2 separate regions of the Homo sapiens genome follow, and region 2 is linked to region 1. Evidence: read pairs that join two places in POLR2A ChIA-PET (ENCODE). Cell type or tissue: PC-3. All regions are shown on one strand. Links, peaks and the distances in the headings refer to the core of each region. The heading gives the core; the rest is flanking DNA.

What was found. Peaks named below come from ENCODE experiments on the same cell type or tissue, not always from the same donor. Only the 100,000 strongest peaks of a DNase experiment are listed, where the experiment ranks them.
Region 2: POLR2A ChIA-PET joins it to region 1 with 23 read pairs; 2 of 35 experiments call an interaction of 5 or more read pairs at or near these places.

What each region holds. Positions count from the first base shown.
Region 1 is chr2:157,847,308-157,862,797 of GRCh38, reverse strand. The region is part of intron 1 of ACVR1 (activin A receptor type 1); the gene reads left to right. It overlaps LOC124907899 (a long non-coding RNA gene), which reads right to left and starts at 4,335. Exons shown (of 2, transcript XR_007087271.1): 1 at 219-4,335. In PC-3, for the core only: no CTCF peak of the experiment used is centred there; DNase peaks (open chromatin) are centred at 4,667 and 6,927; H3K4me3 peaks cover 714 bases; H3K27ac peaks cover 3,662 bases.
Region 2 is chr2:158,425,813-158,441,302 of GRCh38, reverse strand. The region is part of intron 1 of CCDC148 (coiled-coil domain containing 148); the gene reads left to right. Among named protein-coding and RNA genes, the nearest start is that of CCDC148, 23 kb to the left of the region's middle. In PC-3, for the core only: no CTCF peak of the experiment used is centred there; no DNase peak of the experiment used is centred there.

The sequences.
Region 1 (15,490 bases), core at 4,249-9,248:
CCCGGGTTCACGCCATTCTCCTGCCTCAGCCTCCCAAGTAGCTGGGACTACAGGCGCCCGCCACTACGCCCGGCTAATTTTTTGTATTTTTAGTAGAGACGGGGTTTCACCGTTTTAGCTGGGATGGTCTCGATCTCCTGACCTCGTGATCCGCCCGCCTCGGCCTCCCAAAGTGCTGGGATTACAGGCGTGAGCCACCGCGCCCGGCCAGTAGTTACCTTTTCAAAGAGGCTTTTGTTGGCTATTCCATCTAGTTTGAGCCTTAATTATTTTCCGTATCTTACAGATACTACCTTATATATATATTAGTAAATACAAGGTATGTCTGTTTTGTACTCTGTGTGTGTGTGTGTGTGTGTGTGTGTGTGTGTGTGTATGTGTATATGTTTATCCTGTGCCTAGTATGCTGTCTTATGCATAGGAGGCACACAGAAATTGTTGCAATGAATGAATGACTATAGAGAGTACACAAAATATTACATGAAAAAAGCAGGACACTCAAAACATAGTATAATTCCTTTCATATAAATTATGTACAGTTCTGTAGTACAGTTCCATAAACATAAACATGAAACATAGTACACTTTCATATTTGTAGTTAACGTATATATATGGATGTAGAGAAAAAAAAGATTGGTAGGAAATAATCCTAAAGTTTAGCAGTTATCTCTGTGCTGTGGGTCATGCATAATTTTGAAGAGACAATCTTTAAATACAAATGGATAAAGTAAATATTCAAAATTATGTCAGCTAGATAATGTATTTTACCCTTTCCACATTAAAGGTGGTCACCTTACCTAAAATGATGTATTATAATGCCGTGGCCTTTTATCCTCTTGAGTAAAATGTACTGTACCTCTCTAGTGTGACAGGTTTTATATCTACTTTAGGATTAAATTATGATCTAAGAGTTGCATTTTTAAGTAACTAGCTTTAATTTCACATCAGTTGAAGTTAAAGGGTGGTGAAAGTATATTAGATCTGCTACAAGTGTGTAATTATAATTATTGACACATTTTCAAATGCTCTCTTAAGTATGATGCATTGCCCGTGATTTTGACAGCTGTGACTACATTAAACCTGCTGGAATACTCTTTTCACAAAGATTTGTTTAAACTTAGAATTGTCAGAAGGATTCTCCATAAAGTGGATGAACACAGATTTAGAGGTGAAATGGTGGTTCATTTCCTACTGTGCCTGTTGATTTTTAGTCTGTTAAATGTTAAACAGAAGATTACCTGGATTTAGTTTTCATGTCAAGAAACCTGGGAATTTTATTTTATTTTTATATAGTATAAAAATGCGTGGTGCTATTCCTTTGTGATAGGACTGTATGCAATGATGGCATAGAATCTCATTCTGTCTCCTGCTGAAGGTCCCCAACCACACAACTCCGAACTGACAGACTTGATGTTGCATAACAGCCTTATTTTCTGAACGTCTCCTTCAACAAAGTTCACATATTATCTCCTTTTCATGGCCATTCTATCCTTCTATATAGATTTATTAAGTAGCTACTGTGTGCCAGGCACTGAGGATATAGACAGAAAGGCTGTCAGAGAGCTCAGCTTGGCAGAGGCAGAAAAAGAAATAGCCAATGTACAGTAAAGTGAAGTGCCACATTAGAGCTCTAAACATAAAATTGGGATGTACAGTTCTGTTTGAGGGCACTGGAGGTCATCTCAGGGAACTGATGTTCTTGAGTGTCTTCAAGGTTAAGTAGGATGTTGTCAGGTGGGGAAAGGGCCTTCTAGGCACAGAGGCTTTCAGTAGAGACAGCAACCTTTAAAACTGAATATGGCTAGAACCTTGCTACTCAGCGTGTGGTCCTTGGGTCAGCAGTGATGGCATCAATAGAAACACAGAGTCTCAGGCTTACCTCAAATCCTGCTGGATCAGAATCAGCTTTGCAGCAGTATCCCCCAGTGATCTGAATGCTTCTAAAAGTTTGAGAAACATTGGACTTGAGCGTAGGAAGGGGTAAAGGATGGGAGAGCTTGGAAAGTCGACCACCTGCAAAGGAGATTGGATTTTTTTTTTTCTAGCAAAAAGTTGATAATGAAGAAGTGACATTATTAGATTTATATTTTCTAAAAATTGTCTGGAAGTATATGTAGAGCAGCATCTGCCAAGAAGCTTTCTTGAAACCTTAATAGTGTATAAGGTGCTTCACCAAAAAAGGTCCTCAAATAAGTTTGAAAAATGCAGGATATTATATTCTTCTCTTGGACAATGTAAAGTATCATAGTAAATTGAAAGTTTTGAGAAATTGGCTTTGAAGAAAACCATTAGCTTAACCACTTATCCTGGAATATCCCTAGGGTGTTCCACATTTGTTCCACAGTGGAAGTCTTTGTAGCCTCACAGCTGTTAATACCCTAGGGGTGGTGGGTAGCATTCTGCTGAACACATTTTGGAGAATGCCAGCGCTGCTTCCTAAACCTTAGACACTTTGCCTTACCTGAGTAGGGTGACTGACTGTCCGGGTTTAGCGGAGACTGAGGGATATCCTGGGATGCCAGACTTTCACTGCCGAAGTGGGCAAATTGGGGTGGAGTTGGTGGGTACCCTTCCTGGCAGTTTACCACATATATTACTATTTGCTTTATTTTCTTTAGGTGGGCTCAGCCTTCTTTCCTTCAATTCCTGTTTCAGTCTCATTTTCATGGACTGGTCCCCAAACTTGTCTGCATTGGAAGCACCTGGGGAGTTTCTAGACCTGAGCCTGTGCCCACCTCATGAGGTTGTGATTTAATTGGTCTGGGGTATGTATTGGCCCTTGGGGTATGGGGTAGACTTTTCAAAAGGTCCTCAGGTTATTCAAACGTCATGAAAGTTTGTTCAAAGCAATTATACCTGTGGAAATGTAGTCTTGAGATGCTACTTAAGAATTTATTTCTTAAGTATAATCTATAATACAAAAAACGACCATTAAAAAGAAAAAAAAGTTGAAGAATCACCTAGCAGCATGTGAGGCGACCACCAGTTGTACATGTTCCACACTTTGGGAAACACTTAGGGGGATAATCGAAGTGTGGGCACAAATTAGGGGGCTGGAACTTATTTGGTGAGTGGTGTGGCTGGAAAGGATATTGCAGATTTCAGGGCTGTTTGGGAGTCTGAGCCCATGAGATGTGGTGATTGATCTGATCTGTAGGGTGGAATAGAGTAGGAAAAGGAGAATCTGATAACTGCAGGCAATCTGGGGGTAGATGATGATCATGTTACTGGAAAGGGGTCCCAATCCAGACCCCAAGAGAGGATTCTTGGACTCGCGCAAGAAAAAATTGGAGGCGAGTCCATAGAGTAAAGTGAAGCAAGTTTATTAAGAAAGTAAAGGAAGAATGGCTCCTCCATAGGCATAGCCCCCCAAGGGCTGCTGGTTGCCCATTTTTGTGGTTATTTCCGAATTATTTTTTAAACAAGGGGTGGATTATTGATGTCTCCCCTTTTTAGACCATATAGGATAACTTCCTGACATTGCCGTGGCATTTGTAAACTGTCATGGCGCTGGTGGGAGCATAGCAGTGAGGACGACCAGAGGTCACTCTCGTCACCATCTTGGTTTTGGTGAGTTTTGGCTGGCTTCTTTACCGCAACCTGTTTTATCAGTGAGGTCTTTATGACCCGCATCTTGTGCCGACCTCCTATTTCATCCTGTGACTTAGAATGCCTAACTGTCTCGGAATGCAGCCCAGTAGGTCTCAGCCTTATTTTACTCAGCCCCTATTCAAGATGGAGTTGCTCTGATTCAAATGCCTCTGACAATCACATAACAGAACAGGAAGGTGTGGGGAATGCAGTAAGGTGACAGGCTGTATTTGAGAGGACTTGGGATGTCCAAGTAGAGCTGTCTGGTGAGTTGTCGGAAGAAAAACAGATGGGGCATGCTGGCTCATGCTTGTAATTCTAGCACTTAGGGAGGCCGAAGCAGGAGGATTGCTTTAGGCCAGGAGTAGGAAATCAGCCTGGGCAACATAGTAAGACCCTGTCTCTATTAAAAAAATTAAAAATAGGCCAGGTGCAGTGGCTCAGGCCTGTAATCCCAGCACTTTGGGAGGCTGAGGCTGGCGGATCACCTGGGGTCAGGAGTTCAAGACCAGCCTGGCCAACATGGTGAAACCCCGTCTCGACAAAAATAGAAAAATTAGCAGGGCGTAATGGTTATGTAATCCATAACCAGTAGTAATCCCAGCTAGTTGGGAGGCCGAGGCAGGAGAATCTCTTGAACCCTCAAGATGGAGGTTGCAGTGAGCCAAGGTTGCGCCACTGCACTCCAGCTTGGGTGACAGAGCAAGACTGTGTCTCAAAAAATAAAAATAAAAAGAAGAAAAACAATTAATATATTTAATAGCTTAGAGAGGAAAGGGCTAGATACAGATGAGAGCCTCTGCTTCCTGGTACAGGAGGCGGTAAAGTTCAAGTGGGGATCAGAATTTCCTGAGAGAAAGGGGAGAGGGTGGATCTGTCACCTTGGTCCAAGGGATGAGTTCTTGGAGAAGGACCTTGAGAGAAGAGTCTGGGAACAGCCTGAGAGGTAGGAGGAACACTGAAGAGAGGCTCCTATCGCCATAGAGAGGAAGGGAAGGCTCCTCCCAGGTAGCCCTGAGAACCCAGTAAGAGAAGAGCTCAAGAGGGCATTTTGTTGGTAAGTTAGTCATCATTAGTAGTGTTCGTAAGTTTAGCATAAAGGAGGAAACCAACTTTTAGTGGGTTGAGAGGGAGGAGACCACTAGATCGAGTGACTTTTTTTTTTTTAAGTTTTTACTGACGAAAAAGCCTGGCATAGTGTGGGACCTTAGGGAATAAATATGGGTTTGTTTGGGGAGTAGTCATCTTCTGGTTACTCATGGAAGTTATGTCAACAAGGAAGAAAAAATTACAAGGAGCATTCACACATTCACAGAAAAAGTGCCAGAGTTACCTGGGGCTCCATAAAATCCCTTTATTTTGAAATCATAACTACTCACCTTTTCTCTCCATCTTCCCTAAAGTTTGCTCTGTTATTCTCTAGACACAACAATCTCAATTTCTGAATTGATATTCTTATAAATGTCATTAGGATTTCTTACGGTGCTGACAAGGCTGCTTGTGATTAAGTATTCAGCCTTTGTCTATATGTGGTACACATTTCTGGAGGGCTTTGTAGTTTACCAAAGCAACACTGCATTTTACATGATCCTCTTAATAACCTTGTACGGAGGCAGGGCAGAAAATGATATTATTTTATTTTACAGGGAGAAAAAAGCCTTTGAGGTTTAAATATATTAAGGAGGACCTGCTGATGATGAATGATTTAGTGATGGATCCAGGGTGCAATTCTGGTCTCTCTGGTACAGTATTTCTTCCTTATGGTGGAGGAAGACGGGGGAAGGGTATCTTCTTCTTTTTTTTTTTTTCCAATTAGTTTATAATTTCCTTGAGGACGGGGACCATGTGTTCATTGTTGAGACCGTGGGTGTCGGAGATGGGTAGGAGAGCCCTTTGGTCCAAGCTTTACCACACACAAGGACTTCACATTGTCTTGACATTACCTTTGTATCACAGAGTCCCAGAAATATCCAGAATTGTGTATTTTCTTTTTCTTTCTTTTTTTCTTTGAGTCAGGGTCTTACCCTGTCACCCAGGCTGGATTGCAGTGGCACAATCATGGCTCACTGCAGCCTCAACCTCCTGGGCTCAGGTGATCCTCCCACTTCAGCCTCCTGAATAGCTGAGACTACAGTGCGTACCACCACACCTGGCTAATTTTTGTATTTTTTATAGAAGCGGGATTTCACCATGTTGCCCAGGGTGGTCTTGAACTCCTGGGCTCAAGCAATCCACCTGCCTCAGCCTCCCAAAATGCTGGGATTACAGGCGTAAACCACTGTACCTGGCCCAGGATTGTATATTTTCAACAGGATTGAAAGAAGGTAGCATGGATCATGTAACCTTGAACTTGCGTCTCAGTATCGGACCATGTAATTATCTTGAGACCAGCCCAATAGTATTGCTTGGCATGTTTTGTAAATATTTAAAACATACACAATTTTTGTCATCCTATTTTTACATTTAAAAAATATTTTTTGATACCAGAAATCATCTATAGTGGAAGCGGCCCAAACCTCTCTGGACTTCAAAGGGACCCTTCTCTGTATGTGCATGGAAGGACCTGAAAATGAACTAGCCCCTGTAACAAAGCTCAAGTCCAGTAAAGATGATGTTTTGTAACCACCACGGGGCACACCACAGGCACTCAATAAATACTTGTTAGTTTGAATTGAGGGAGGTGTTGTTTTGTGTTAAACATTCTCCACATTTATCACAATGGGCCACTGACAAGTTTTAATTTTTTGTAATGATCTTTCCCATGAGTCATTATAGATATGGCACTAGGATTTGGGGAAGGAGAATGATGAAAGAGAATACAGAACTGGGATCAGCAAGTTTTAGGACAAGAGATGAGAAGTTTTGAGTGAGTGAATAGTTGAAAGCAGGCAGGAGTTGCTCAGGGGAAACTGGAAATAGGTGGAGGCACTTTTAAGACAGCAGACCGCACGGATATGAGGATGAGATTGGAGTAATGCAGAGCTGATGATATCTTAGTGGGGGAACTGAAGGCTTTTTTCAACTTTAATTATAGCCACAGGAAAAAAGCACATTATAGCACTTTTTTTCTACCTCTACTAAGGGCTGGGAGGATATAATCTGTCTCGTAGAGTCTTGTCAAAGAATCTGTACTTCAGACTACACTGAAATGTATTTTTTTTTTTAAGTTTTTGGGGTGTCGTAGGTTGAGGAAGAGGAATAAGCATTTGATTCCTTGTGTTTACATTAAAATTTCAAGCTACTATTTCATGATGATGCGAGGAACTTTTTAGTCATTGAAGAGATTTAGGCGGATGAGTTAATGTTTGGTCATCAGAAAATGTAGCATGAGGAGCATGTTCCTCTTGGGAGGAAAAAAAAGTATGAGTCAGACAAAACATCAAGTCATTTCCCACCACTCGATGCAGCCACCCTTTTGCTGAAGGACCATTGACCCTGCAAGTATAATTCAGACAGTAATGACCACTGGCATTTGAGGCAGACTTTACAGTTTATAAAGCTCTTCCCCCAGACTTTACAGTTTATAAAGCTCTTCCCCCTCAAGACCACTCACGGTGTTGCTGACTCTTTGTATAACATTGGCACTTCTGATGAGGGGGGCACAAGTGAGTTATTCTTCTAGGGAAGGTGCTTTGATTTAAAACCTAAAAATGCCATCTGTAATTCAAATGGGACAGAGTTTTCCTTTGTGAGGACTCATCAGTTGTTCATTGACATTGGCATGGACTGTTGCCCAGTCTGGAGTACAGTGGCGCGATCTTGGCTCACAACCTCCACTTTTTGGGCTAAAGTGATCCTCCCATGTCAGCCTCCTGAATAGCTGGGACCACAGATGAAAGCCACCACGTCCGGCTAATTTTTGTGTGTGTGTGTGTGTGTGTGTATATATATATATATACACACACACACACACACACACACACACACACACACACACTTTTTTTTTTTTTTTTTAAGAGACGAGGTTTCACCATGTTGCCCAGGCTGGTCCCAAACTCCTAAGCTCAAAGCAGTCTGCCCTCCTTGGCCTCCCAAAGAGCTGAGATTACAGGCGTCAGCCACTGTGCCTGGCCAGTTCGTTGGCATTTTTGAAAAATGCTAAAAGTCAGTGTACTAGCCTGTAACATTGGGAGAGTGTAAGGTTTGTCTTATATACTTATTTTATTTTTGAGATGGTGTCTTGCTCTGTTGCCAGGCTGGAGTGCAGTGGCACGATCTTGGCTCACTGCAACCTCTGCCTCCCGGGTTCAAGCGATTCTTCTGCCTCAGCCTCCTGAGTAGCTGGGACTACAGGCATGCACCACCATGCCCAGCTAATTTTTGTATTTTTAGTGGAGTTGGGGTTTTACCATGTTGACCAGAATTGTCTCTTATCTCCTGACCTTGTGATCCACACACCTCAGCCTCCCAAAGTGCTGAGATTACAGGTGTGAGCCATCGGTCGCACCCGGCCTGAAAAAGATTCACTCTTTTTTTTTTTTTTTGAGACGGAGTCTCACTCTGTCCCCCAGGCTGGAGTGCAGTGGCACAATCTCGGCTCACTGCAAGCTCTGCCTCCCGGGTTCATGCCATTCTCCTGCCTCAGCCTCCCAAAGAGCTGGGTCTACAAGTGCCCGCCACCATGCCTGGCTAATTTTTTTGTATTTTTAGTAGAGATGGGGTTTCACCGTGTTAGCCAGGATGATCTTGATCTCCTGACCTCGTGATCCTCCCGCCTCGGCCTCCCAAAGGGCTGGGATTACAGGCGTGAGCCACTGCACCCGGCCGATACACTCTTTTTTCATTTTGGATTTGCCAGTGTGATGGCAGAACACTGTCATTGTCTTCCTCTATCTCTGTTCTTGATCTTTCAGTGATGTTTTTATGTTGTGTTCCATTTTGCTGGGTATCAAATAATCACCAAGTCTTTGTGCAAATCAAGAGAGATAACTAGCTAGAAATATGTGTGTGGAAGATAGGTATGAAATGTTAGGAAGAAAAAAATGCTTCTTTTTTTTTTTTTTTTTTACTCCTTTAGGGTCTGATTGATTCATGCTTTTTTATTTGTTGAAATTTTTTGAATACTAACTATGTGCTAGGCTCTGTGTTGATTATGTGTTGGTGACACTGAGACCAAAGGTGCTATTCCTGGCTTCAAGAGAATTCATGGCTTAGTAAAAGGAACACGTAAATCAGTGATTACAGTACAGCTTGGCAAATGCGGGTGTGCACAATGTACAGCAGTGACCCAGAGGGGGAAACTTAACCTGCGTTAGGGAGAAGGATGTAGGGAAGCTTCTGACCCTGGAAGATATTAAGTGAGGACTTGAAGAATAAGTAGAAGTTAGCCTGGTAATGTAGAGGAAGGGCATTTTAGCATAGGGAAACTTCATTGTAAAGATAGAAGGCATAAGAAGAGCATAGTACCAGCTGGGAATGCAGGTAGTTTAGTTGAACTGTAGCTTAGGGTGCCTGTGGGAATTGATGTGACATAAGGCTGGAGAGGTGGGTAATGGCTATGTCATGAAGACTACTTATTGCTTCCTAAACAATTCAGGTCTTATCCTGAAATATGCTAGCTATTGGATTTTAGGGAGGAAAAGGATCAGATTAGATTTGGATTTTGGAACGGTTATGAGCAGCAGCTTTAAGAAGGTTCTTTTTCAATGGTGTCTATTCATCTGAGCTTTAGACTGAATTTTGTCCTTCCCAATTGATGTGCTGAAACCCTGACCCTCAGTGTGATGCTATTTGGAGATGAGGTCTTTGGGAGGTAATTAGCTTTAGGTGAGGTCATGAAGGCGGGACCTTCCTGATGGGATTAGTCAGCTTGTAAGAAGAGATATCAGAGAACTTGCTATCTCTTTCCACATGAGGACACAGCAAGAAGGCTGCCCCTGTTAGCCAGGAAGAGGACCCTCACTAGAACCTGACACTAGGCATCCTGATCTTGGACTTCTAGCCTCTAGAACTGTGGGAAAGTAAATTTCTGTTTAAGCCACCCAATCTATGATGTTTTATTATGGCAGCCTGAGTAGACTAATACAATCTATTTATTTTTTGGGTAATTGTGAAACTAGGAACAGGAAGGATATTATAGTAATTCAAGTAAGTAGCAATAATTTGGCTACTCTATTTTGATTTAAAAATATTTGGGCATGGAACAAGTCGTTATTTAACTGAACTTCTAGTTTTGAGATCTTATTGTTAGGATATTACTAGCTACAATAAGTTTTATGAGAGAATTTTCTCCCTTGAACATCTCCACATCCTACCTTTTATTAAAGTAATCCACTGATGCCCTTTACTATAGAGGCTTTGGGTCTTTTCATTGTTTTCCGGTCAGCAGGTTGGTACAGCTGAACTCTCAGTACCTAGTGCCTGAGTGTTAAATCTGTTCGACAGCCCTCTGCTTTATCTAATTTTGATACTATGACATTTATATTGTTTTAAAGGAATCTTCTGTGGATGGTTTTAGGAGTTCTGTGGGAATTAATACCATTTAGAGGATCATATAACTATGGCAGATGATGTTTGTGATAAAATTGGTACCTATCTTGTGTATGTTTGAATAACTATTTAAAATAATATTTTTCATAGTTTTGTTTTTATGTCTGAAGATCTGTCTTCAACATTTTATGCAGCACTTAACTTGTGCCTGATATTTGAGTCTAGTTTCCCTTTCTTTTTCCAAGGTCTTGCTCTTTTTTTTTTCTTTTTTTTTTTTTTGAGACAGGCTCTCGCTCTGTCATCCAGGCTGTATAGTACAGTGGCATGACCTCTGTTCACTGCAGTCTCCACCTCCCTAGTTCAAGCAGTTCTCCCACATCAGCCTCCCTATAGCTGGGACCACAGCCATGCACCACCATGCCCAGCTAATTTTTGTATTTTTTATAGAGATGGGGTTTTGCCATGTTGCCCAGGCTGGTCTGGAATTTCTGAGCTCAAGCGATCCACCCGCCTCGGCCTCCCAAAGTGCTGGGATTACAGGTGTGAGCCACTGCACCTGGCCTATTCTTTATTTTTTTCAACTCTGTTCTTTCTCCCCAATTCTCTCTAATTTGTCCTCTTTATTGGCCTTTTCTCTTGAGTTTGGAAATAGGCTTAAGTATTCTGTCCTTTAAAGTGTTTTGATGCCTATACCTCTCATAAGCCCCTTCCTGAGGAAGCATTTTAAAAAATGAATCCACATTCAATGCTCTTGCCTCTTCAGCCTGTAGTCTTCTTCAGAACATAATAATCTTACATTGCTCCCATGTATTACATGTTTCGGAAGTGCCTACCAAATGCCAGGACTGGGCGGGTGGGGTGGGGGTGGTGTGTGTGTGTGTGTGTGTGTGTGTGTGTGTGTGTGTGTGTGTGTGTGTGTGTTTCTCTGTCTCCCTCTCAGGAGTCCTCTTTTTAGTGGTAGGGTCACAAGATTGGGAAGAGTTATTTAGCCCATCTCTCCATTACCTGCAGTTGCTCTGCATTTTACCCTCTGAGTGAATCCTCAGCCTTCACTGAAATTCTACAAAGTTAGGGGATGCGATATCTACTAGGAGCCCACTCTGCCTTTGGAGTAATCTGACTGACAGAGGGTTTTTTGGCCTATAATAAATGTAGCTTCTATTTATCCTTTGATCACAGTTCTTTTCAGCTATACAGAATATAGAGTATAATAGTATTTTTATGTGATTAGAGCTGTCATATTCACCCCTAATATCTTTTTTCTAAGAATGTCTCCATAGCTTCCACTGGTCGTCACCATCCTGCCTGCCTTGTTGCTCATACTTCTGTTTGATTGAGTCTTTAAAAATTGGTTTCTAGAGCTGATTGCAATATTCCTGACTGGGTTTTCTCTCCTGATTTTTTGACTTCCATGCTTGTATTATGCAGCTCAAACTGCTATATTTCAGGTGGCCACTTGGTTTTACTTGAAGAGTTGATCACCCACAGAAATCTCAGTTTTTTTCCATAGATGGTACTGCTAGGTCCTGTCTTCCTCAACCTCTCCTTGTCTGCTTATACCCTTGTCTTTTATTCTCTTTACTGCATATGGGATCTTAAATTTACCTTAAGTTAACTTTCCGTTTGCTAGGTCCTGCCCATAGCAGTTTGCATTGGATTCCATTTCTATCATTTTAGGGAAGATATGGGTTTTTTGAAATAGCACCCTTTGAATGTAGTAACTTAACAGATCTGTCTAATCTGTTAAGATAGATCTGTTAAGTTAAGATGGATCTGTTAAGTTAACAGATCTGCTAAGCTAACTTTTCTTTGTTTTTTTTGGAGACACAGTCTTACTCTGTTGCCCAGACTGGAGTGCAGTGGCGCGATCTCGACTCATTACAACCTCCGCCTCCCAGGTTCAAGCAATTCTCCTGTTTCAGCCTCCTGCGTAGCTGGGATTACAGATGTGCACCACCACACCCAGCTAACTTTTGTATTTTTAGTAGAGACGGGGTTTCACCGTGTTGGCCAGGCTGGTCTCAAACCCTTGACCTCAAGTGATCCGCCTGCCTTGGCCTCCCAAAGTGCTGAGATTACAGGTGTGAGGCACTGCCCCTGTCCAAGTAAACTTCTTTTTCTTTTTATCTTTTGACTTTTTATTTATCTTGATCACAAATATTTCATAAGAGATGTTGTCAAGTCTAGATGTATATGTTCCCTTGAACTGCCAGCTTAGGAATCTTAACGAGAAAAGGAAACTGGGTTAATCTTGTATGATTTGTTCTTACTATTAGGGTTTGCAGGGATTACTACTTTCTAAGTGTTTAAAATACATTCTCAAGTCTTGCCTGGGACTTGGTCTGAGTCTATGTAGTCTGTTGGCATTTTTCCCTCTTTTTTTTTTTTTGAGACTGAGTCTTTTCTGTCGCCCAGGCTGGAGTACATTGGCACGATCTCAGCTCACTGCAACCTCTGCCTACCGGGTTCAAATGATTCTCCTGCCTCAGCCTCCCGAGTAGTTTGGACTACAGGTGTGCACCACCACACCTAGCTAAGTTTTGTATTTTTAATAGAGACAGGGTTTTGCCATGTTGACCAGGCTAGTCTCAAACTCCAGACTTCAAGTGATCTGCCCACCTCAGCCTCCTAAAGTGCTGGGATTACAGGCATGAGCCACCGCACCCGGCCTTCTCATTTTAATTTTTCTGAAGCATCTAGTGATTACTTGTTCCTTTCTGACTTCATTCTTTGCTGACCTCTTTTCTCCAAGTTTTGGAATTTTCTGAGGTTGCTTTTCTTCTCTTTTTCAATCGCATCTTTTAAGATTCTCTATGCTTGCATTGTCCAGTAAGGTAGCTACTAGCCACAGTCAACATAGAAATGTTACTGGTTTAAAGAATCTGCTGATTTCAAGTTGAAAGCCAGAACAGGAAACACTGACACCTGGGTAGGAGGTTAAGGTTGACTATTCCAGGAATGGAGAGAGGAGCAGGAAAGTGGCCACAATTTAACTAGTTACACTTGCTTGTTGGCTGTTGCCAGGTTATCCGTGTATGTTCCTGGCCCCTGTCTCCTGCTAACAATGAGTCATTATTGCAAATAAAGTAAATATTAATAAATCTATGTGTAGAATATTTTTAATAAAAGCCTATGTGTAGTGTGCCAAAAGATAATGAGGTTTGGAAGCAAAGTAAGTTCTTAAATTGACAGTTTCGATGCGTGATTCTGTGTAGTACTGCTAAACTTGCTAGCTTATTCAAATACTATACAATAATGTTTGTAGGCATTTCCTAGTGTTTGGATATTTTCTGTAAGCTACAGTTTTGATATATACTACTATACTTCACATTTTTTATTAAACAGTTTAAAAAGTTTATAATAGTGAATGAACACTATTGGAAGTATTTAAAAAATAATTTATAATTTCAGAAATTCCAATTTTTTCCCTGCAAATTTTGAAGATTGATATTGATAGAGAGTTTGAAACAATAGTACATAGTGCTTGTCCAACGAACTGTTTGTTTCTTTTGATAATGTGATAGGTACAGAAATTAAGATAGTGTTTAGAGACTGTTATGGTAATTTGACATTGCCATCAGTACCTGTGATCAGTGGATTCAACCCATTGAACAAGGAGTTTTACAAAAGTATTGGTCCATTACAGATAGTAATTTAGTTGTATAAGTACTGGTCTAGGTGAGAGGTAGTGATTTCTTGGACCAGACTTGAAAGTATGAGAAGAGATTGGTTGGAATCAGGATATACTTTGAAGACAGAGCCAATGGGATTTGCTACTAGATTAGATGACAGATTATTCTAGATTATCTTTCCCTCTAAACTGCTTCATTTGTAAAATGTGTGTAGTTATGACAGCAACACTCATTTTTGTTGTAGCTTCGTCAGCTGTTTCTTTGAGCTTGCTGGAAATCCCTCATGTTCATTGCTGCTAATAATCATCTTTCTAATCCAATCATGTAATTCCCTTGACTTTCAACCATCAACTGCTCACCATTATATAGATACAAGAAATATTAAACTGCTTAGGTTGACTTTTAAGATATGAGGTGCGACTTCTTTCAGACTCTTTTCCATGTCCTCTTTTGCTCCTGACAATAGCCCAACTAGACTGCCTGCTGGTCCAGTCAATCTCTTTCTGCATAATAAATTATCCCAAACTTGATGGCATAAAACGACAACCATTTTATTGTGCTCACAGTTTAGTGAGTCAGGGATTTGGAACATGCACAGCAAGGACAGCTTGTCTCTGTTCCACAATGTCTGGGGCCTCAGCTGGGAATTCTTGAAGGTTGGGGGCTGGAATCATCCAAAGGCTCATTCACTCGCATGTCTGGCGGTTGATGCTGGCTGTTGGCTGGGAGCTCAGCTGGGGCTGTCAGCTGAAACACCTACATGTGGTCTCTCTGCATGGGCTATTTTGAGCTTCCTCATAGCATGGCGGCTGGGTTCCAAGAGCAAGTGTCTCAAAAGACAGGAAGTGGAAGCTTCCAGTTTCTTAAGATCTGGTTCTGGAAGCTGTTACAGTGTCACTTCCACCATATTCTGTTGGTCAAGCTGTCACAGAGCCCCGTTAAAGAGAAGGAGATATAGATCCCACCTCTTGATGAGAAGAGAGCCAAAGAATTTGGGGGCCATTTTTAAACAATCAAAGCTATACTTCATTCAGATTTCCTTAGTTTTCCCCAGTGTCCTTTTTCAGTTACAGGATCTCACCCAGGTTACATTACATTGAGTTGTTATGTCCCCTAGGGTTCCTCTTGGCTGTGATAGTTTCTCAAACTCTCCTTGTTGTTGAACACCATGACAGTTTTAAGAATGCAGCTCTGGTATTTTATAGAATGGGGTGGTGGGGGGATATTTTTAAATGGCCACATCCTACTATTCACCAGACTTCTCTGTCTTTCTGAGTCTCTCTGTCAGCTGCTCTCTGTCTCCACTCCTCGCCCCCTCCCCAGTTCAAACTCCATCTCTTTCTCCATGCAGTCTTTGTCATGTCTCATCCTCTGGCTAAAATCAGTTTTTCTCTCTTCTGTGTTCCCATAGTATTACTGTTTGTAATTCTTGTGTGGTTATTTTTCAGTGTTTTTCTTTCTTGGTAGATTATAAACTCTTTGAAGGTAAGAACCATGTCTTGCTTACCTTTGCATATCTCATAGCAGGTAGGTTTTTTGAACGGAACATTCAATATCAAACTGAGTCTCACATCTGACACCCAGATGGGTTGGGACTTAACAGTGGTTAAATAGAAAATATAATGAGAAAATTTAAAACATTCCTTAAAAACATCGTTTCTGATGTTGTATTTTAAGGCTTTTAAAATGGACTCTCTGTTGTAGAGTAAAACTTCTAATTTTTTTCTCCCTTAGCCATAAAATTAAAAGAGAGTAGCTTTTTTTGATATTATCAACATCTTCCTGCTCAGGTCAATCTCTGATAGGCATGTCCTAGTGTTTTTTTGTGAACTTTAGAT
Region 2 (15,490 bases), core at 3,869-8,868, 580 kb before region 1:
TTGGCAGCCCTAGAAATAAAAATTCCATTTTTCCAAAGACTCAGAAGAAGAGATGTTGAAATCTCTCTAGTTTGTCCAAACCTGGGACTGTAGCGTGATCCACTCACCCCAGTATTATAATAGTAGTGCAGATTCTCTTTCAAGCTATCTTTCCCTGGAATTGCTGGTCTATTTGTTTATATAGCCTATATAGGGGGTAATTGTCATTGTCAAGTATGGTACTTTTCCTTTCTTTTTTCTTTTTTTAAGAGACAGGGTCTCACTGTGTCACCCAGGCTGGAGTGCAGTGGCTATTTACAGGTGTGATCAGTGTATACTACAGCCTTGAACGCCTGTCAAGCAATGCTCCTGACTCAGCCTCCCAAGTAGCTGCTACTTACAGGTGTGCACCACTATGCCTGGCTCATTTTCTTTTTAATAGGCTATTGAACAGCTATCAGACAAAAATACATGAACAGTCTGGAGTATACTAGTAGTCATTCAGTTTGTTCAACATTAGTTCATTCCTTTTTATTGCTGAGTAGTATTCCATTACAGTAGTCTCCCACTAATTCGTGATTTTACTTTCTGTAGTTTCAGTTACCTGCCAAAAAATTAAGATATTTTGAAAGAGAGACCACATTTACATAATTTTATTATAGTACGTTGCTATAAACATTCTATTTTATTATTGGTTATTTTGTTAATCTTTTACTGTGCCTAATTTATAAATTAAACTTTATCATAGGTACATAAGTATAAGAAAAAACAGCGTATATAGGTTATGGTACTATTCGAGGTTTCAGGTATCCACTGGGGGTCTTGAATGCATCTCCTGAGAATAACGGGGGACTATTGTGCATGTATTTATTTCTTTATTCATCTACCTGTTGATGGGCATTTGAGTTGTTTCAGTTTTTGGTTATTATGAGTAATGTATGTATATTTATGTACAGTTTTTTTGGAGGTGTACATTGTTTCGCTTGATATTGCTGGGTCCCAAAATAAGTTTATGTTTAACTATTTAACAGTTAAGAAACTGCCAAACAGTTTTCCAAAATGGCTACACCATTTTACACTCCTGACAGCAATCTATAATGTTTCAGTTATTCCACATTCTTGTCAACACTTGATATTATCAACATTTAAATTTTAGGCTGGGTGCTGTGCCTCACACCTGTAATCTCAGCACCTTTGGAGGCTGAGGCAGGAAGATCTCTTGAGCCCAGATGTTCAAGACCAGCCAGGGCAACATAGTGAGACCTCATCTCTACTAAAAGTAATAGTAAAAAAAAAAAATATCTGGGTGTGATGGAACATGCCTGTAGTCCTAGCTACTCAGGAGGTAAGATAGGAAGATGCTTCATCCCAGGAGGTGGAGGCTACATTGAGCCATAATTGCACCACTGCACTCCAGCCTGCACAACAGAGAAATACCTTGTATAAAAAAGTAAAGTAATAATAATAAATGTTATCCGCTGTAATGTGTGTGTAGTGGCATCTTATTGTAGTTTAAATTTACATTTTCCTGATGACTAAGGATGTTGAACATTTTTTAATATGCTTATTGAGCATTACTATATCTTCTATTGTGAAGCATATGATCAAATAGTCTACCCTTTCTTTTTTGGATATCATGTTGCCAGCATATATACATGGCTAATGTCATGTAACTATCCAGACATCTTTTTTTTTCTTTTTATACTTTAACTTCCAGGGTACATGTGCACAACGTACAGGTTTGTTACATATGTATACATGTGCCACGTTGGTATGCTGAACCCATTAACTCATCATTTACATTAGGTATATCTCCTAATGCTATCTCTCCCCCCTGCCGCCACCCCACGACAGGCCTCGGTGTGTGACGTTCCCCACCCTGTGTCCAAGTGTTCTGATTGTTCAATTCCCACATATGAGTGAGAACATGCGGTGTTTGGTTTCCTGTCCCTGCAATAGTTTCCTGAGAATGATGGTTTCCAGCTTCATCCATGTCCCTACAAAGGACATGAACTCATCCTTTTTTATGGCTGCATAGTATTCCATGGTGTATATGTGCCACATTTTCTTAATCCAGTCTATCATTCTTGGACATTTGGGTTGGTACCAAGCCTTTGCTATTGTGAATAGTGCCACAATAAACATACACGTGCATGTGTCTTTATAGCAGCATGATTTATGAACCTTTGGGTATATACCCAGTAATGGGATGGCTGGGTCAAATGGTATTTCTAGTTCTAGATCCCTGAGGAATCGCCACACTGACTTCCACAATGGTTGAACTAGTTTACAGTCCCACCAACAGTGTAAAAGTGTTCCTATTTCTCCACATCCTCTCCAACACCTGTTGTTACCTCACTTTTTAATGATCACCATTCTAACTAGTATGAGATGGTATCTCATTGTGGTTTTGATTTGCATTTCTCTGATGGCCAGTGATGATGAGCATTTTTTCATGTGTCTGTTGGCTGCATAAATGTCTTCTTTTGAGAAGTGTCTGTTCATATCCTTCGCCCACTTTTTGATGGGGTTGTTCGTTTTTTTCTTGTAAATTTGTTGGAGTTCATTGTAGATTCTGGATATTAGCCCTTCGTCAGATGAGTAGATTGCAAAAATTTTCTCCCATTCTGTAGGTTGCCTGTTCACTCTGATGGTAGTTTCTTTTGCTGTGCAGAAGCTCTTTAGTTTAATTAGATCCCATTTGTCAATTTTGGCTTTTGTTGCCATTGCTTTTGGTGTTTTGGACATGAAGTCCTTGCCCATGCCTATGTCCTGAATGGTATTGCCTAGGTTTTCTTCTAGGGTTTTTATGGTTTTAGGTCTAACCTTCAAGTCTTTAATCCATCTTGAATTAATTTTTGTGTAAGGTGTAAGGAAGGGATCCAGTTTCAGCTTTCTACATATGGCTAGCCAGTTTTTGCAGCACCATTTATTAAATAGGGAATCATTTCCCCATTTCTTGTTTTTGTCAGGTTTGTCAAAGATCAGATGGTTGTAGATATGCGGCATTATTTCTGAGGGCTCTGTTCTGTTCCATTGGTCTATATCTCGGTTTTGGTACCAGTACCATGCTATTTTGGTTACTGAGGCCTTGTAGTATAGTTTGAAGTCAGGTAACATGATGCCTCCAGCTTTGTTCTTTTGGCTTAGGATTGTCTTGGCAACGCGGGCTCTTTTTTGGTTCCACATGAACTTTAACGTAGTTTTTTCCAATTCTGTGAAGAAAGTCATTGGTAGCTTGATGGGGATGGCATTGAATCTATAAATTACCTTGGGCAATATGGCCATTTTCACGATATTGATTCTTCCTACCCATGGGCATGGAATGTTCTTCCATTTGTTTGTATCCTCTTTTATTTCATTGAGCAGTGGTTTGTAGTTCTCCTTGAAGAGGTCCTTCACGTCCCTTGTAAGTTGGATTCCTAGGTATTTTATTCTCTTTGAAGCAGTTGTGAATGGGAATTCACTCATAATTTGGCTCTCTGTCTGTTATTGGTACATAAGAATGCTTGTGCTTTTTGCACATTGATTTTGTATCCTGAGACTTTGCTGAAGTTGCTTATCAGCTTAAGGAGATTTTGGGCTGAGACGATGGGGTTTTCTAGATATACAATTATGTCATCTGCAAACAGGGACAATTTGACTTCCTCTTTTCCTAATTGAATACCCTTTATTTCCTTCTCCTGCCTGATTGCCCTGGTCAGCACTTCCAACACTATGTTGAATAGGAGGGGTGAGAGAGGGCATCCCTGTCTTGTGCCAGTTTTCAAAGGGAATGCTTCCAGTTTTTGCCCATTCAGTATGATATTGGCTGTGGGTTTGTCATAGATAGTTCTTATTATTTTGAGATATGTCCCATCAATACCTAATTTATTAAGAGTTTTCAGCATGAAGCGCTGTTGAATTTTGTCAAAGGCCTTTTCTGCATCTACTGAGATAATCATGTGGTTTTTGTCTTTGGTTCTGTTTATGTGAGGTATTACATTTATTGATTTGCGTATGTTGAACCAGCCTTGTATCCCAGGGATGAAGCCCACTTGATCATGGTGGATAAGCTTTTTGATGTGCTGCTGGATTCGGTTTACCGGTATTTTATTGAGGATTTTTGCATCAATGTTCATCAGGGATATTGGTCTAAAATTCTCTTTTTTGGTTGTGTCTCTGCCAGGCTTTGGTATCAGGATGATGCTGGCCTCATAAAATGAGTTAGGGAGGATTCCCTCTTTTTCTATTATTTGGAATAGTTTCAGAAGGAATGGTACCAGCTCCTCATTCTACCTCTGCTAGAATTTGTCTGTGAATCCATCTGGTCCTGGACTTTTTTTGGTTTGTAAGCTATTAATTATTGCCTCAATTTCAGAGCCTGTTATTTGTTTATTCAGAGATTCAACTTCTTCCTGGTTTAGTCTTGAGAGGGTGTATGTGTCGAGGAATTTATCCATTTCTTCTAGATTTTCTAGTTTATTTCCGTAGAGGTGTTTATAGCATTCTCTGATGGTAGTTTGTATTTCTGTGGGATCAGTGGTGATATCCCCTTTATCATTTTTTATTGTGTCTATTTGATTCTTCTCTCTTTTCTTTTTATTAGTCTTGCTAGCGGTCTATCAATTTTGTTGGTCTTTTCAACAAACTAGCTCCTGGATTCATTGATTTTTTTGAAGGATTTTTCATGTCTCTATCTCCTTCCGTTCTGCTCTGATCCTGGTTATTTCTTGCCTTCTGCTAGCTTTTGAATGTGTTTGCTCTTGCTTCACTAGTTCTTTTAGTTGTGATGTTAGGGTGTCCATTTTAGATCTTTCCTGCTTTCTCTTGTGGGCATTTAGTGCTATAAATTTCCCTCTACACACTGCTTTTAATGTGTCCCAGAGATTCTGGTATGTTGTGTCTTTGTTCTCATTGGTTTCAAAGAACATCTTTATTTCTGCCTTATTTCGTTAGGTACCCAGTAGTCATTCAGGAGTAGGTTGTTCAGTTTCCATGTAGTTGTGTGGTTTTGAGTGAGTTTCTTAATCCTAAGTTCTAGTTTGATTGCACTGTGGTCCGAGAGACAGTTTGTTATAATTTCTGTTCTTTGACGTTTGCTGAGGAGTGCTTTACTTCCAACTATGTGGTCAATTTTGGAATAAGTGTGATGGGGTGCTGAGAAGAATGTATATTCTGATGATTTGGGGTGGAGAGTTCTGTGGATGTCTATTATGTCTGCCTGGTGCAGAGTTGAGTTCAATTCCTGGGTATCCTTGTTAACTTTCTGTCTCATTGATCTGTCTGATGTTGACAGTGGGGTGTTAAAGTCTCCCATTATTATTGTGTGGGGGTCTAAGTCTCTTTGTAGGTCTCTAAGAACTTGCTTTATGAATCTGGGTGCTCCTGTATTGGGTGCATATATATTTAGGATAGTTAGCTCTTCTTGTTGAATTGATCCCTTTACCATTATGTATTGGCCTTCTTTGTCTCTTTTGATCTTTGTCGGTTCAAAGTCTGTTTTATCAGAGACTAGGATTGCAACCCCTGCTTTTTTTTGTTTTCTATTTTCTTGGTAGATCTTCCTCCATCCCTTTATTTTGAGCTTATGTTTGTCTGTGCACGTGAGATGGGTCTCCTGAATACAGCACACTGATGGGTCTTGACTCTTTATCCAATTTGCCAGTCTGTGTCTTTTAATTGGAGCATTTAGCCTGTTTACATTTAAAGTTAATATTGTTTGTTTGAATTTGATCCTGTCATTATGATGTTAGCTGGTTATTTTGCTTGTTAGTTTATACAGTTTCTTCCTAGCATTGATGGTCTTTACAATTTGTCATGTTTTTGCAGTGGCCAGTACCAGTTGTTGCTTTCCATGTTTATTGCTTCCTTCAGGAGCTCTTGTAAGGCAGGACTGGTGGTGGCAAAATCTCTCAGTATTTGCTTGTCTGTAAAGTATTTTATTTCTCCTTCACTTATGAAGCTTAGTTTGGCTGGATATGAAATTCTGGGTTGAAAATTCTTTTCTTTAAGAATGTGGAGTATTGGCCCCCACTCTCTTCTGGCTTGGAGAGTTTCTGCCGAGAGATCTGCTATTAGTCTGATGGGCTTCCCTTTGTGGGTAACCCAACCTTTCTCTCTGGCTGTCTTTAACATTTTTTCCTTCATTTCCACCTTGGTGAATCTGACAATTATGTGTCTTGGAGTTGCTCTTCTCGAGGAGTATCTTTGTGGCATTCTCTGTATTTCCTGAATTTGAATGTTGGCCTGCCTTGCTAGATTGGGGAAGTTCTCCTGGATAACATCCTGCAGAGTGTTTTCCAACTTGGTTCCATTCTCCCCGTCACTTTCAGGTACACCAATCAGACATAGATTTGGTCTTTTCACATAGTCCCATATTTCTTGGAGGCTTTGTTCATTTCTTTTTACTCTTTTGTCTGTAAACTTCTCTTCTCGCTTCATTTCATTCATTTGATCTTCAATCACTGATACCCTTTCTTGCACTTGATCAAATTGGCTACTAAAGCTTGTGCATGTGTCAAGTAGTTCTCATGCCATGGTTTTCAGCTCCATCAGGTCATTTAAGGTCCTCTCTGCACTGTTTATTCTAGTTAGCCATTCGTCTCATCTTTTTTCAAGGTTTTTAGCTTCTTTGCAGTGGGTTCAAACATCCTCCTTTAGCTCAGAGAAGTTTGTTATTACCGATCGTCTGATTCGTTCTTCTCTGAACTCGTCAAATTCATTCTCCGTCCAGCTTTGTTCTGTTGCTGGTGAGGAGCTGCATTCCTTTGGAGGAGAAGAGGCACTCTGATTTTTAATATTTTCAGCTTTTCTGCTCTGGTTACCCCATCTTTGTGGTTTTATCTACCTTTGGTCTTCTATGATGGTGACATACAGTTGGTGTTTTGGTGTGGATGTCCTTTCTGTTTGTTAGTTTTCCTTTCTAACAGTCAGGACCCTCAGCTGCAGGTCTGTTGGAGTTTGCTGGAGGTCCACTCCAGACCCTGTTTGCTTGGGTATCACCAGTGGAGGCTGCAGAACAGCATATATTGCAGAATGACAAATGTTGCTGCCTGATCCTTCTTCTGGACACTTCGTCTCAGAGGGGCACCTGGCTGTATCAGGTGTCATATGGCCCCTACTGGGAGGTACCTCCCAGTTAGGCTACTCAGGGATCAGGGACCCACTTGAGGAGGCAGTCTGTCTGTTCTCAGATCTCAAGCTGCGTGCTGGGAGAACCACTACTCTCTTCATAGCTGTCAGACAGGGACGTTTAAGTTTGTAGAAGTTTCTGCTGCCTTTTGCTCAGATAGGCTGTGCCCCCAGAGGTGGAGTCTACAGAGGCAGGCAGGCCTCCTTGATCTGCGGTGGGCTTCACCCAATTGGAGCTTTCCAGCCGTTTTTACCTACTCAAGCCTCAGCAATGGCGGACGCCCCTCCCCCAGCCTCGCTGCCGCCTTGCGGTTCGATCTCAGATTGCTGTGCTAGCAGTGAGCGAGGCTCCATGGGCGTGGGACCCTCTGAGCCAGGCACAGGATATAATCTCCTGGTGTGCCATTTGCTAAGACCCTTGGAAAAGCGCAGTATTAGGATGTGAGTGTCCTGATTTTCCAGGTACCGTCTGTCACAGCTTCCTTTGGCTAGGAAAGAGAATTCCCCCACTCTTGCACTTCCTGGGTGAGGCGATGCACCACCATGCTTCAGCTCACACTTGGTGTGCTGCACCCACTGTCTGACAAGCCGCAGTGAGATGAATCTGGTACCTCAGTTGGAAATGCAGAAATCACCTATATTCTGCGTTGCTCATGCTGGGAGCTGTAGACTGGAGCTGTTCCTATTCGGCCATCTTGGAACCTCCCTCTGCAGACCTACCCTTTCTAAAATTAGGTTGTTTGTCTTACTATTGAGATTTTAAAAATTCATTGCATATTTTGATACAAGTGCTTTGTCAGATATATGTATCATAGATATTTTCTCCTAGTATTTTGTTTGCAACTTGAGTTTCTGAACAGTGTCTTTATGACAAAAGTTTTAATTTTGATAAAGTCCACTGTATTGTTTTTCTTTTATTTGTGCTTTTGTTTTATATATATATATATATTTGAGTCAAGGACTTACTCTGTTGCCCCGGCTATAGTACAGTGGTTTGATTTCAGCTCACTGTGGCCTTGACTTCCTAGGCCTGAACAATCCTCCTGCCTCTACCTCCTGAGTTGCTGGGACTACAGGTGTGGGCCATGACACCCAAGTCATATATATATATATATATATTTTTTTTTTTTTTTTTTGTAGAGATGAGGTTTTGCCATGTTTTTCATGCTGGTCTCATACTCCTGAGCTGAAGCAGTCCACCCACCTTGGCCTCCCAAGATGCTGGGATTACAGGTGTGAGCCATTGCACCCAACCTATAATTTTACCTATGTTAATTTTTGTGTATGATTTGAGGCATCACATCATACACATGTTCACCATGTTGGCCAGGCTGGTGTCGAACTCCTAACCTCAGGTGATCTGCCCACCTTGGCCTCCCAAAGTGCTGGGATTACAGACTTGAGCCATTACGCCTGGTCTCTTTTCCTGTAATTTATTTTTTTGGCTTTGGTATCAGGCAGATACCAACATTTTGAAAAGACTTGGGGTGTGTTCTTTTCTCCTTTAATTTCTGAAAGAGTTTGTATTGGATTGATATTATTTATTCCTCAGAAGATTGATAAAATTTGCCAGTCAAATAGTGTACATCTGGAATTTTCTCTTTGAGGGAGTTGTTAATAAGGAAATTGAGTTAATAGATGTAAGGAATTCAGATTTTCTGTTCTTCTGGAGTTATTTTTGGCTATTTGTGTCATTTAGGAATTTGGACATTACATCTACATTGTTGAATTTTGTGGCATAAAGTTGTTTATAGTATATTTAGTATTTTTGTGGTATATCTTTTGCCATTCTTGTATTTTTTACCCATACTTTTGTTTGTATTTAAAGTGGGCTTTTTGTAAATACCATATTGTTTGTCTTGTTTTTATCATGTTTGACAATCTCTGCCTTTTAATTATAGTATTTATGTCATTTACCTTTAATATACTTATAACTATGGTTGGATGTAAGCCTACCATCCTGCTGTTTTTTTTTATTTTCATCATCTTTTTTTTAATTTTCTTTGCCTTTTTCTGCTCCCTTTTGATTATGTTTTATTCTACTTTATCTGTACTATGATATTATTAGTTATAATTTTTAGTGGTTCCTCTAGAATTTATAGGTTAGCTCAGTACAGTATATCTTAAATTATGTTTTATCAGCTTATTCATTATATAAAACCCTTAACACAAGATATTTTCATTTTTCTTATTCTGTACTTTGCCATTGTTAAAATTTATTTTTCATGTATATGTGTGGTAAACAGTGCTACATATTTTTTCCATCTGGTATCATTTTTTTTTTCTTGCTCTGTTGCCCAGGCTGGAGTGCAGTGGCACAATCTTGACTCATGCAACCTCCATCTCCCAGGTTCAAGCTATCCTTGTGCCTCAGCCACACAAATAGCTGCGATTACAGGCACACACCATCACACCCAGCTAATTTTTTGTATTTTTAGTAGGAAGTGTTTCACCATGTTGGCCAGGCTGGTTTCAAACCCCTGACCTCAAGTGATCTGCCTGCCTTGACCTACCTAAAGTGCTGGGGTTATAGGCATGAGCCACTGTGCTTGGCCTTTCTTTAATAATTCTTAGGGTGCAGGTCTTTCTTTAATAATCCTTGTTGGGCAGCTAAAAATCTCTTCTCTTTTGTTTTCCTGAAAAATTTTTTGTTTTGTCTTTATTCTTCAAAGATATTTCACAGCGTGTGTAGGATTATAAATTGACAGGTTTTTTTTTTTTTAAAAAACACCTTTTTTATAGCACTTTACAGATGTTCTGTCATTTTTTTTGACTTGTATAGTTTCTTACAGTGATCATTCTTATCTGTGAAGTCTGTGATCATTCTTCTCTGTGTTTTTCTATATAGAATGTCTCCCTTCTCGACCCCATCACTAGAAGTTTTTAAGATTTTTTTATGACAGTTTTTTTTAACAATTTGATTATTAAATGCCTTTGAATGGTTTTATTAAGGCTTGTAATTCCTGGTTTGTGGTTCATTGGTATTCTTCAATCTGTGATTTTATCTTTTTTTTCAGATTTGAAAACATTTTGACTTTTATTTTTTAAATTATTTTTTTCCTCATTCCCTCTCCTTTCTTCTAGCATTCCACTTACATGTATATTAGTATTCTTGGTATTATCTGATATATCATTGAGGTTCTGTTAATTTTTTGGTCTTTTTTCTCTCTGTGTTTCATTTTAGATAATTTCTATTGTTGTGTCTTTAAGTTCATTGATTTTTTTCTTCTGCAGATCTAATCTGCTATTAATTCCATCCAATGACATTTTCATTTTACATATTATATTTTTTCAGCTCTAGAAATTTTATTTGTCTCTTTCATTTTTTATTATGTTTATGTTTTCTTTTAAGCCCTGGAGCATACTCATAACACTTATTTGATCTATTTTCAAGTTCTTTCATACTAATTCTATCATTTTTGCCATTTCTCTGTTTTATTTACTGGATTTTTTGTGCTTTTTAAAATTCATACATAATAGATACATATTTTTCAGGGTACATGTGATAATTTGATACATTCATATAATCAAATCAGGGTAACTGGAATATACATCACCTTAAATATTTATCTTTATGTTATGAACATTTGAATTATTCTCTCCAAGCTATTTCAAAATGTGCAATAAATTAATATTAACTGTAGTCACGCTACTGATCTGTAGAATACCAGGTCTTATTTCTTCTGTTTAATTGTATATTTGTACCCATCACTATTTACGGATTTTTATTTTGTTCATTGATCAACTTTTTTGTCTGATTCCTGGTGCTTTGAGTGCTTTTTGAGTGGATACAGGATGTTGTAAATGTTAATATTGTTGAATGCCTGATTTGTCTGTCTTTTTTAAAAAAATTAGTTTTTGGCCTTGTTTTGGCAGGCTGCTAAGACTCATGGATCAGGTTGAGGCTTGTTTTTAAGCTTTGGTAGAATGTGTGTGGAGTTGCCTTTACTCTAACAAATTTCAGTTTTCCTCCTAAGGCTCCTGAGGTCCCTACTGTGAATGATTGGGGTGATTTACAAAGACTTTCCACCTTAACTAGTAAGAGGTCAAACATCTTCATCCCTGTGTGAACTCGAATAACTGCTCGCCTTTTATCTTCCTGTTCCATTTTTGTTGGGATTTGTACTACTTTCGTCTCCGCACACACCTCTCAGTATTCAGCAAAGACTCAAGAAGAGCCACATGCAGATTTATGAACTGATTTTATGCATAGCTCCCTCTTTTTTATAACTCTGCTTCACAACTTCCAGATGCCTTCACTTCCCTGACTGCTGATCTCTGATTACTGAAGGCTACTAATGCTGAGAATGCTCTCCCTGTTGTATGGCCTGAAGTATACCTCCAGTCAGAAAGCCATGGCAATCATGAGTCCCACCCAACTTGTTTCATTTTCTTCAGTGATCACAGACATGTTTTGCCTGTTATCCAATTTGTGAAAACATGGGTTTTATATATTTTGTCCAGTTTTCTAGTTGGTTACAGTGGAAGGGTAAGCCTGGTCTTTGATACTCCATTATAGCCAGAAGCAGATGTCTGGTTTGTATTCTTAATTTTATTATTACTACCTTAATCCCTCAGAAAAACCTTTTAACAATTTACATTTTTGTTTATGTATGCACTTACGCATTGGATGTTATTGGCTCCTTCTTTCTTGAAAGGTTCTCTTCCACTAGTTCCTAGAATATCATACTAATCTGATTTTTCTCCTTTCTCTCTTGCCATTGCTTTTAAGATTCCTTTTTAGCTCATCATCCTTTACCTTAACATTATATCTTGGAATTTCTCAAGGCTTAGTTCTAAGTATTCCTATCTATCTATCTATCTATCTATCTATCTATCTATCTATCTATTCATGCTCTTTCTAGGAAATCTTACCTATGACATTAAAGATCACCAAGGACTTTCAAACTTATTTTTTTATTATTATTATACTTTAAGTTATAGGGTACATGTGCTCAATGTGCAGGTTTGTTACGTAAGTATACATGTGCCATGTTGGTGTGCTGCACCCATTAACTCGTCATGTACATTAGGTATATCTCCTAATGCTATCCCTCCCCCCTGCCCCCACCCCACGACAGGCCCCACTGTGTGATGTTCCCCACCCTGTGTCCAAGTGTTCTCGTTGTTCAATTCCCACATATGAGTGAGAACATGCTGTGTTTGGTTTCCCGTCCTTGTGATAGTTTGCTGAGAATGATGGTTTCCAGCTTCATCCATGTCCCTACAAAGGACATGAACTCATCCTTTTTTATGGCTGCATAGTATTCCATGGTGTATATGTGCCACATTTTCTTAATCCAGTCTATCATTGATGGACATTTGGGTTGGTTCCAAGTCTTTGCTATTGTGAATAGTGCTGCAATAAACATATGTGTGCATGTGTCTTTATAGTAGAATGATTTATAATCCTTTGGGTATATGCTCAGTAATGGGAAGCCTGGGTCAAATGGTATTTCTAGTTCTAGATCCTTGAGGAATCGCCACACTGTCTTCCGCAATGGTTGAACTAGTTTAAAGTCCCACCAACAGTGTAAAAGTGTTCCTATTTCTCTACATCCTCTCCAGCACCTGTTGTTTCCTGACTTTTTAATGATCACCATTCTAACTGGTGTGAGATGGTATCTCATTGTGGTTTCAAACTTCTATTTCCAGCCTAGCCCTCTCTTACATGCTCTAAACCCTCCTGCCTGCTTTGACATCTCTAAGGCAACTCAAAGTCAAGTTAATGAAATTGCTATCTTCTCACCTTCCCTGACACCTGCCTCCAAATCTGGCCCTCTTCCAATGTTTCATATTTCAACGAATTATTCCTCCATCCCATCTAGTTGTGCTGTTAAGAAATGAGGATCAGATCTTGGACAGTTTCCTTTTTCTTATTCCGTGCAATCCCTGACCCTACCACCTTGTATATTCTCTCCATCAGCAAGTTCTGTAGTTTTACCTCTTAAGTCTTTTGACCCCATTTACTTCTCATCATTGCCACTGAATTAGTTTAAGCTACATATCATCTTTCATCTGATCTACTGTAACAGTCTCCTAAGTGGCCTCTGTGTATCTCCTCTAATCCTCCACCCAAATCTGCTCTCAATACCCCAGAATAAAGTGACCTTCCAAAGATCAGATCTGAGCATGTCAGCCCCTTCCTTAAGTCTCCTCCATAGATTCTTATTGATTTTAGGATAAAGACTCTAATCCTAAATAAAGCCTAAAAGACTCTCTGTGTTTTGGCCATTGTCTGCCTCTCCTGCTTCTTCTCTACCGCAATGATCTTGACTGTGTTCCCCAACCAACTGGCTTCTTTCAGTTTTTGGAAAATGCCCCACTTCCTTCTTTTTTTTCAGTAAAGTCTTACCCTGCCACCCAGGCTAGAGTGCAGTGGTGTGATGATGGCTAACTGTAGCCTCGACCTCTTCAGCTCAAGCTGTCTTCCTACCTAAGGCCTCCCAGGTAGCTGAGATTATAGGCATGTGCTACCACACCCACCTAATTTTTGTGTTTTTTTTAGAGATGGGGTCTCGCCATGTTGCCCAGGCTGGTCTCGAACTCCTGAGCTCAAGTAATCCTCCTGCCTCAGCCCCCTAAAGTGTTGGGATTATAGGTATGAGCCACCATACCTGGTTCCCTCTTTCCTCCTTGCCATAGTATCTCAGCATATGCAATTCTGTTTGAAATATCCTTTCCTACCTTTAAATCACACTCTGCTCCAGGTTAACTCCTATTTATAATATCTATAGATTCAGCTTTGCCACCTCTTCAAGAAAGCCCTTTTTTCCCTTTAAATACATACTTTGTTTATAATTGTATAAAACTGGTTATGTCACTGCCACTTTGTCCCCCAGTGAAAATAAGATCCATGTCCTCAGCACTAGGCCCTACATAAATATTTTTGAATGGATAAGTGGATGAATTACTCAGTGGTTTCCATTTATTTTTATAGAATCATGAACATAATAAGTCATAAATGAAAATTTGTTAAACACTTTATGAATTGTTGCCTAATGTGCATTATCATTTCATCTGTTCTGAATGACTATTTATGGCCTTTTAAAATGAGGCTTATATTTTATTGAAATTATAGTATAGCCAATTTTAGATAAACTCTCACTGTGAGGTCAAATTATTATTTCTTTATTATTTTTATTTATTTCAAAAGCCTTTATTCATTTTTGGTCAGAGAAAAGGACAATCTCAAGGTCAACTTTTCACTTAATTATACGTTTGAACTTACAGGATTCACTACCTAGACACTGTGCCTACTGACAACACAAAATGAACTGCCTTCTAGTCCCTAAAGTTGCATGTTAAAAGAATAAGCAGAATCCTTTGCAATAGCCAACATTGGTACTTATCCTAGGTGTAAGGTGTAATAGAAAAACAGAAGGAAAAACGGACAAGAGCATTGTAACTTTATAGCACAACAAGTGCAAATATCACTGGAACAAATAAAGTTACAGGCACCAAATTTTTTTAAAAGGCAGGTTCATAAGCATAAAAAACTTAAATTGGTTGCACAAGATTAACTACTCTGCATGCGGACACATGTGCCAATCCCAGTAGTTAACCTGGAGACAAACATCCTTAAATCCAATTAACTACACTGAATGCCAAATTCAAAGTTTGTGTTTACCTAGGTCCTCTAAAACCTAGATATGAAATTATTTCTTTTCAATGAACCAGGAAAATATACTGTAATGACAGGAGTCAGGAACACTTGGATCAACATTAACATATCTAAGACTTACCTTTTGCACTATTCCTTCCTACATCTGAATATGCAAATGCTTACCTACTCAAGTTTATTCACTAACTACATTAAAATGATATTTACTATCATGACTTTTTCTAAACTCACACGGCATTTGCAGTTAACTGTAATACAGCTTCCTCAGAATGCCCAAATAGAAAATATTTTGTTCAGTGTTGTGATGGCTGTGACATAACACTAACAGAATATAACTAAATCAGTTATTCTGCCACTACTTCAAATTTTAATTGAACTTTTGATCAAACTTTAATGGATAATCTCATACCTATCTGTGAAATTCCTTGTGTTATAATTACTTTCACTACTTTAAACTATAGTTCCTACCACAGTTTTACAGTGTTCTTTTCTATATTTATTTGGATTTTTACTAAGAGAATTAACATCATGGTGTTATGATTATAATTGCATGTAAAGCTTTTTCTAGCAGACCACTGATTAGCTCTAAAGTCAAAGAAGTAATTAGCAATTCAAAGATGGCTTTCCAGAGACAAGAACAAAGCAAAAGGAGTTACTAATAATCATTATGTTACAATCCAGAGGACACATGGTCTACTAGAAAGCTTCCAGTGATCACAACACTGTGACTTTGTCTCAGGACAGTGTCTTCAGATATCCAGAGGGGAAAAACAT